Linked DNA regions of Homo sapiens: region 1 is linked to region 2. A link is a contact called in ENCODE Hi-C or POLR2A ChIA-PET data. All regions are on one chromosome and are shown on one strand. Each heading gives the region's core, a stretch centred on a gene start or an enhancer-like site at or near the end of the contact. The rest is flanking DNA. Distances are from core to core; before and after follow the strand shown. Region 1 overlaps ARID4B (AT-rich interaction domain 4B). Region 2 holds the start of RBM34 (RNA binding motif protein 34).

Region 1 (3,897 bases), core at 936-3,435, 110 kb after region 2:
TACAACTACACACTCAAAACACAAATATGGCACAGACTACTTTGGACTAGCATGCTTTTAATATTGAGCACAGTGTAACGAATCAATTCTCCCACCACTTTTCCCTATGTAAACTAGTACAAAACCTTTGCTGGAGAGATCAATGTTGCCTCATGATGTAGGAACATATCACTTACTGTGAACTCCATCTCCGTTGTTTTATAATCAAACCTGCAACAAGCGAAGTAATACTACTCACTATGAACGCTGGTTGTAAAACATAAAAAGTAATTGCAGAAACTGAAATTATACTAGTTTGGTGCAAAACTAATTGTGGTCTTTGCCATTAAAAGTAATTGCATGCCAGGCACAGTGGCTCACACCTGTAATCCCAGCACTTTGGGAGGCCAAGGCAGGTGGATCACCTGAGCTCAAGAGTTCAAGACCACTCTGGGCAACATGGTGAAATACAAAAAAGCTACTAAAATACAAAAAAAAAAAATTAGCTGGGCGTGGTGGTGGCTTGGGAGGCTACTTGGGAGGTTGAGGCAGAGAGAATCACTTGAGCCCGGGAGGTGGAGGTTGCAGTGAGCTGAGATTACACCACTGCACTCCAGCCTGGGTGACAGTGAGACTCCGACTCAAAAATAATAAATAAATAAATAAAAATAAAAGTAATTGCAAAACCACAATTACTTTTGCACCAACCTAATAGTTCTCTGCTATCCAGATGTACAAATGACCCAGAAAATGTTTATATTAAATCTTTTTAGCTCTCTGTATGAAATGAAATGGAAGAAACTCAAGATAAAACAATAATAAAGTATATACCTTTTGAATTTAGTGTCATTTGCATGTATTACTTGATAAAAATAATCAATTAAAAATGTAATTTTTTATTCTACACAGAGAACTTGCAAACTAGGCCAAAGAGAATTTCGGAGAAGTCCAGTTTGATATACACTCACATAGAGGTAAAAGGATATAGAAGAATAAGGCCATAATTTGTGTAAAGAATATCTCAACTCAGCTATGGCTACGATCTGCAACCTATTAGTTGACTGATTTTTACTCCCTGATTCTCAGTTTCTCCACTTCTAAAAAGAGGGTAAATAATACCTTCTGCCTTAAAAACACTCTATATATAAATGTTAAGTCTGCTGCAGACTTATCTTTGAATTATGATTATCATGTGCTAAATCAAATGCATACTAAAAACAGGCACAATGGTAAGAGTAGGAAAATCCAACACTAGGCCTAATTTTGTGTGTGTGTGTGTGTGTGTGTGTGTGTGCACGCGCGCAGACCGCTCTGCCTATTCAATGACTATGCACATATGAGGGACCCAACAAATCATATTTTAATAAGTAAAATAAGGACAAACTATCTTACAGATGACCAAATTTTTACGACAAAGAAGCCCACACAGCTTTACAAAGACTAAGTCACTAACATGACAAGTATCAATTACAAGTTATTTCTCTTAACAAAGAGATATGTTCTGGCAATATGCTTTGCCAACAAGTAATTCATTAGACTGCTAGCCACCTGATCCAAACTGGGCCGATCGGTTTTACTCTGCTATGAAGTTAAAGCTAGGTTAACCAATTAGCCGGTAGAGAAAGGATGTGATGCAGCCTATGGTAGCCATTTTCTGGCATGCACAGGGAGAAGTAGAGAAAACCAGTCTGCTGAGAGGAAGTAAGAAATAAAACAGATGCAGAGGGGGAAAAAGTGCACATAAGAAACTGTGGGTTCTCTGAGTGACTGAGAGAATAGCTAGCCTTAGTTCCTGCTAGCTTTCCAACTGCCTCCTCAAGCCAAACTGGAGTTCCCCTCTTTGGGTACCATGAGATGCTCTGTACCCTTATAATAGATTCTCTTTTCTGCTTTTCATCACCTGAAATGGGTTCTATTACCCATAACCAAAATAGCTTTAATTAAACCCATCAGATGCCTATTATCAAAATAGAAATAATATCAAATACAGTTACAATTCCACAAACATTAATTGAGCACCCACAATGCCCTGGGATATTCAGAACTTAGATCACATCTAGACAAATATTAAACCAATTCCAGTTTACATTTTTAAGCTAAACTGTCAAAATATACAAAAATCCTGGGCTGGGCACAGTGGCTCACGCCTGTAATCCCAACACGCTGGAAGGCCAAGGTGGGAGGACTGCTTGAGCCCAGGAGTTCAAGACCAGCCGGGACAACACGGCAAAACCTCATCTCTACAAAATATCAAAAACTTAGCCAGGCGTGGTAGCACACACCTGTGGCTCCTAGCTAGTGAGGGGGCTGAGGCAGAAGGATCACTTGAGCCTGGGGAGTAGAGGCTGCAGCAAGCTGTGATCACACCATTGCACTCCAGCCTAGGTGACAGACAGAGACTTTCAAAAAAAGAAAAAAAATCTTGACCAGTAAGAAATAATGAAATGTGAACATACGAAGCAAAAAAAAAAAAAAAAAGATTTTTTTTTTGAAAAGCTATTTGAGGTCATCAGATCATTATTATAACATTAGTAGCATTAGCAAACTAACGCTAATTAGTAGCATTAGCAAACATTAGTAAGATATAACCTCTGGCTATCAATTTTTAAAAATCAGCTTTTAAGCCCTTACCAGATGCGTCTGGCCCTACAATCTTATTAAAAATATATTTACACTTTTTAAAAAACAATAGTTTACATCTTCAACAGACTCTTACATTTCTACTCATATTTTTCAAAGTTATAAACTTCTTATCAAATAAAAAGAAAAAATAAAGCAAGAATACTAATTGTCATGGTGGTGCACATCTGTAGTCCTAGCTACTTGTGAGGCTGAGGCAGTAGGATTGCTTGAGCCCAGAAGTTCAAGGCTGTATTGAGCTATGATCACACCACTGCACTCCAGTCTGGGAGACACAGCAAGACCCTGTCTCTTTAAAAAAGGAAAGAAAGAAATTACAAGTTATTTCTCTTAAAAAAGAGATGTTGGCCAGGCGCGGTGGCTCATGCCTATAATCCCAGCACTTTGGGAGGCCGAAGCAGGGGGGATCACCTGAAGTCAGGAGTTTGAGACCAGCCTGGCCAACATGGTGAAACCTCATCTCTACTAAAAATACAAAAAATTAGCTGGGAGTGGTAGCGGGTGCCTGTAATCCCAGCTACTCGGGAGGCTGAGGCAGGAGAATCGCTTGAACCCGGGAGGTGGAGATTGCAGTGAGTCGAGATTGTGCACTGCAATCAAGCCTAGGTGATGGAGCAAAACACCATCTCCGAAAAAAAAAAAAAAAAGATATGTTCTGGCAATATGCTTTTGCCAAGAAAAACCCTGAGCAACAAAGGAAGACATGGCTCTATAAAAAATAAAAAAATTATCTGGGCTCAGTGGCACACGCCTATGGTCCCAACCATTCAGGGGGCTGAGGTGAGAAGATCACTTGAGCTCAGGAGGCCAAAGGTGCAACAAGACATGATCGTGCCACTGCACTTCAGTTTGGGTGGCAGAGAGAGACTCTCTCTCTAAAATTTAAAAAAGATTTTAGAGGCTGGGTGCAGTGTAATCCCAGCACTATGGGAGGCTGAGAAGGGTAGATCACCTGAGGTCAGAAGTTCAAGACCAGCCTGACCAACATAGTGAAACCCGGTCTCTACTAAAAATACAAAATTAGCCTGGCATGGTGGCGCACGCCTGTAATCCCAGCTACTCGGGAGGCTGAGGCAGGAGAATGGCGTGAACCCGGGAGGCGGAGCTTGCAGTGAGCCGAGATCCCGCCACTGCACTCCAGCCTGGGCGACAGCGAGACTCCGTCTCAAAAAAAAAAAAAAATAATAATAATAATGTAAATGAGACCATTTTTAATGCCTTATATTGTGTGTGTGTGTGTGTGTGTGTGTGTGTGTGTGTGTGTGTGTGTGTTTCATT
Region 2 (4,155 bases), core at 101-2,600:
CTTTTATATACATGCTGAAATATTTATAGATGAAACATAAATTTTCATTTTGCTTCCAAATAATGAGGTGGTAGCTGGGCGAGGTGGCTCACACCTGTAATCTCAACACTTTCGGAGGCCGAGGTGGGCAGATCGCTTGAGGTCAGGAGTTCCAGACCTGCCTGGCCAACATGGTGAAACCCTGTCTCCACTAAAAATACAAAAATTAGCTGGGCATGGTGACGCAGGCCTGTAGTCCCACCTACTCAGGGCCGAGGCAGGAGAATCGCTTGAACCTGGGAAGCGGAGGTTGCAGTGAGCTGAGATCACTGCACTCTACTGCAGCCTGGGCGTGGCATCAAGACTCCATCTCAAAACAAACAAAAACAAATAATGAGGGGGTATATGAGTGGGGTAAAAATACAAAAAGGTTAGCCAAATATTAGTAATTGCTGATGCTGAGTACACGGGGTTTCTTAGCCTTTTCAACTTTTCTATATGTACTGGATTTTCCATAATAAAAGTTTTGAAAGAAAGTAGAAATATGAAATAAAACTGACGAATATTCCAAGTATAGGAATGTTAATTTACCATCTAATTTCTTTAACATCAAATAAGAGAATTTTACCAACCTGTCTGCCAACTTTTTTTCTGCGTTAGTGTGTTTCTTCTTCGCTTTCACTTTTTTGGCAGGTTCTTGCGAAAGTGGTCTTTCAATCTGGGATGTACTTTCTTCCTCCTCATTCCGTTTCGTTTTTTTGATGGTTTGCTTTTTAAAAGTTTGAAGTTATATTTGAGACCCCATACTTCTAGAATTCTGACCCTAAGCCATAATTCAGTCTTTCTAAATGAGAATCTCTTCTCTCTCACTGGTATGTAAGAGTCATGAAAGGTTACTTAAAATGAATCCTGTCTGCCCCCTTTAGAAATCACGCTTCACGCGGTAGGTAAGAAGATTGCTTTGTATGTAAGTGGTTCTAACGAGCTATTCGGGAAGAAAGCCCAGTGACTTACTTTAGGCACAGGCACGTACACGGGTTGAATCTGGGGCTCCAGAGAACTGAAGAGGGACGCCAGCCGACCGGTGCCACCTCTGGAATGGTGTTCGCCGCGAAATAAGCTACTGGCGACCTGTCCAAGCCTGTAGTCTTCCGGCGGACTCCCGCGAACGCCGTCGTCAGGATTCTCTCTAGAAATGGACGACAGAAACTCAGCCACGCCACGCACCACCGCTTCGCCAGCACGAGGGAACGTACAACATCCCTCCCCAGGTACTCGTGCCGCGCGCCACTCACCCCTCCTGGACACTTCTCTTTCTCTTCCGTTTGCTCATCCCTTCCAAGGCCATTCTTACTCCAAAGACTCCCAGACTGCAGCTGCGCGCCAGCTCGCACTTCCGGGTTCCGGGCACTTCCGCTCTCTGGCCACGCCCCCTCCCCTCCGGCAGTCGGCCGCCGGGCGGCGGCGAAGGGAGGCGCTGGGTGAGGGAGCAGGTTTGTCGCCGTCGGTTGGTGGTCCTCGCCGTTTCAGAAAAGCCTCATTTTGGGAGTGAAGGACGTCTTCTGGGAGTGGTTGAAGCCTGCAGTGTGAAGAATCAGCCAGGCTAGGAGCGGGGTGTCCACCCAAGCCGAGAGAGAAACACGTAGAATACTGACTTGTTGAAAAGGAGGGAGGGAGGTTTGGCAAGAAATGCGGTTAGGGGTGAACGCAGTGGGGTGTTTACAATTTGCTAATCGCTGTGAAGAGTACAAAGGAATTCTTTGTACTCTTCTTGCAACTTGTCTGAAACATGACATTATTCCAAAATAAAAACCACAACTCTAACGAGTCACGTCAACATACAATTCGAAAGATTGTAATGCGGACCTGCTATTCTACCTGGAAAAGTAGATACTTGGCATTCAAAACGCTTCAAGGTGTTCTCAGCCCGTCTTCCCAGACTCATCTCCCTCCAGCCCCTGACATTCTAGCCTGCTTTCTCCACTGCCTCTACAGTTGTTATTCCTGTCCCCTCTGTTGTAATTGCCCTCCTCTTTCCCCTTCTGCAAAATAATGTCCATCCTTCAAGGCCTACCTCAGATACTGTCTAACTTAGTATTTCTTTGCAGCCAGGTGCGGTGGCTCGCCTGTAATCCTAACACATTTGGAGGCCGAAGTGGGAGGATTGCGTGAGGACTAGGAGTTTGAACCAGCCTGGTCGATCTAGCGAGACTTATTCTCTACAGAAAAGAAATTAGACGGGCACCTTCGCGCTCGGCGCCTGTAGTCCCAGCACTTTGAGAGGCTCGGGCAAGAGGATCCCTTGAGCCCTGGAAGGTCGAGGCTGCAGTAAGCTGTGATCGCATCACTACACTCCAGCCTAAGCGGCAGACCCTGGCTCAAAAAAAAAAAAAAAAAAATTCTTTGCTATTTACAATAGGGATATTTTCCCAAGCCCCCATGGTACTTACTATAATCATTTTTGGTCTGCTTTAGTGTTAGTTACAGTCTCTTTAGATGTAAAGGCAAGACAGTAAGGATTATGTTTTATTCATCATGTATGCTGTGTCTCTATTAGCTGTACATAGTGAATATTTGTTAAATTGACTCTCAGGGTAATAAAAGATTACTAGTTAAATCATCCAATAGTTTGAGTGGCAAAATAGGATTTGACTTTGTTCTTATTTTCTTTCAGACAAGGTGTTGCTCTGTCACCCAGACTGGAGTGTAGTGGTGAGATCACGGCGCACTGCAGCCTTGACTTCCTGGGCTCAAGCCATCCTCCCACCACGGAGTAGCTGGAACTGCAAGCAGCAGCACCATGCCCAGCTAATTTTTTTTTTTTTTTTGGAGACAGAGTCTCGCTCTGTCGCCCAGGCTGGACTGCAGTGGCGCGATCTCAGCTCACTGCAACCTCCGCCTCCCGGGTTCAAGTGAGTCTCCTGCCTCAGCCTCCCAAGTAGCTGGGATTACAGGTGCATGCCACCATGCCCAGCTAATTTTTGTATTTTTTTAGTAGAGACCGGGTTTCACCATGTTAGCCAGGCTGGTCTCGAACCCCTGACCTTGTGATCCGCCCACCTCAGCCTCCCAAAGTGCTGGGAGTACAGGTGTGAGCCACCGCGCCTGGCCTTTTTTTTTTTTTTTTTTTTTAAATAGAGATTGGGGTTTCACTGTGTTTCCCAGGCCGGTCTTGAACTCCTGAGCTTGAGCAGTCCTCCTGCCTTGGCCTCCCAAAGGGTTGGAATTACAGGCGTGAGCCACTGCATCCAGCCAGGATTTGACTTTGAGTCTTTTGGGGACAGCCTAAGCTTTTTGAAAGCTACTCAACCAAGTTGACTGGGAATATATGTGACTTTTACTTCCCCCTTCAGAGAAATTTATGAAAAAAATCCACAATATTCAACTGCTCGGCCCTGGGTTTTGATTACTGGGCCCCTTATTTTGGTTTCCCATAATCTTGATCTTCTGGTATTTCACAAAGATGAAGAAAGCTTATCCATACATGCATGCGATACAACTCAAAAATCTGTTCTATCCAGTCCAGTGAAGAAATTATATTCTATATTTCTAGAATTATAGAATTCTATTCTGTGTATTTTTTGAGACGGAGTTTCACTCTTGTTGCCCAGGCTGGAGTGCAGTGGCACGATCTTGGCTCATTGCAACCTCCGCCTCCCAGGTTCAAGCGATTCTCCTGCCTCAGCCTCCCGAGTAGTTGGGATTACAGGCATGCACCACCATGCCTGGCTAATTTTATATTTTTAATAGAGACAGGGTTTCTCCATGTTGGTCGGGCTGGTCTCGAACTCCTGACCTCAGGTGATCCGCTCGCCTTGACCTCCCAACGTGCTGGGATTACAGGTATGACCCACTGTGCCCAGCTAGGTAGCAGATACTTATAGAAGAAAACAGACTGCGAAAGCAGCTGTGGTTGCAGATAGTTTTAAAATTATCTTCATTGCTGTTCAGTGCTGTTTTTAACCATTTAGAGATCACTTACTGCTTTGAGAGTTTTTTAAAATATGAGGACATGGTGGGACAAGGTGGCTCACGCCTATAATCCCAGCACTTTGGGAGACCAAGACGGAAGGAATGCAAGCCCAGGAGTTTCAGATCAGCGACTGCGCCATTTGCACTCCAGCCTGGGCAACAAGAGCGAAACTCCGTCTCAAAAAAACAAAAGGAGGCCGGGTG

The links. A loop is a pair of places that touch in the nucleus more often than their neighbours do. ChIA-PET counts read pairs that join two places held with the same protein, here RNA polymerase II (POLR2A). Pooled maps may share reads with other maps.
Region 1: a pooled map shows a loop between it and region 2 (4-fold over the local background). The contact joins the enhancer-like site here to the promoter of RBM34 in region 2. A Hi-C loop is called at or near these places in 2 of 50 pooled maps. POLR2A ChIA-PET finds 5 or more read pairs at or near these places in 10 of 52 experiments (CD4-positive, alpha-beta memory T cell, CD8-positive, alpha-beta memory T cell, GM12878 and 7 more).

What each region holds. Positions count from the first base shown.
Region 1 is chr1:235,273,751-235,277,647 of GRCh38, forward strand. The region is part of intron 2 of ARID4B (AT-rich interaction domain 4B); the gene reads right to left. Among named protein-coding and RNA genes, the nearest start is that of ARID4B, 52 kb to the right of the region's middle. Within about 2 kb of position 2,186, at least 7 of the 41 ENCODE cell types and tissues checked have a DNase peak (open chromatin) inside an H3K27ac peak, as active enhancers do; they include GM12878 and OCI-LY7, where a contact is called at or near this core.
Region 2 is chr1:235,159,900-235,164,054 of GRCh38, forward strand. It overlaps RBM34 (RNA binding motif protein 34), which reads right to left and starts at 1,351. Exons shown (of 11, transcript NM_015014.4): 1 at 1,275-1,351; 2 at 994-1,168; 3 at 612-748. The coding sequence starts at 1,327. RefSeq lists enhancers at 1-318, 605-1,804, 1,506-1,685.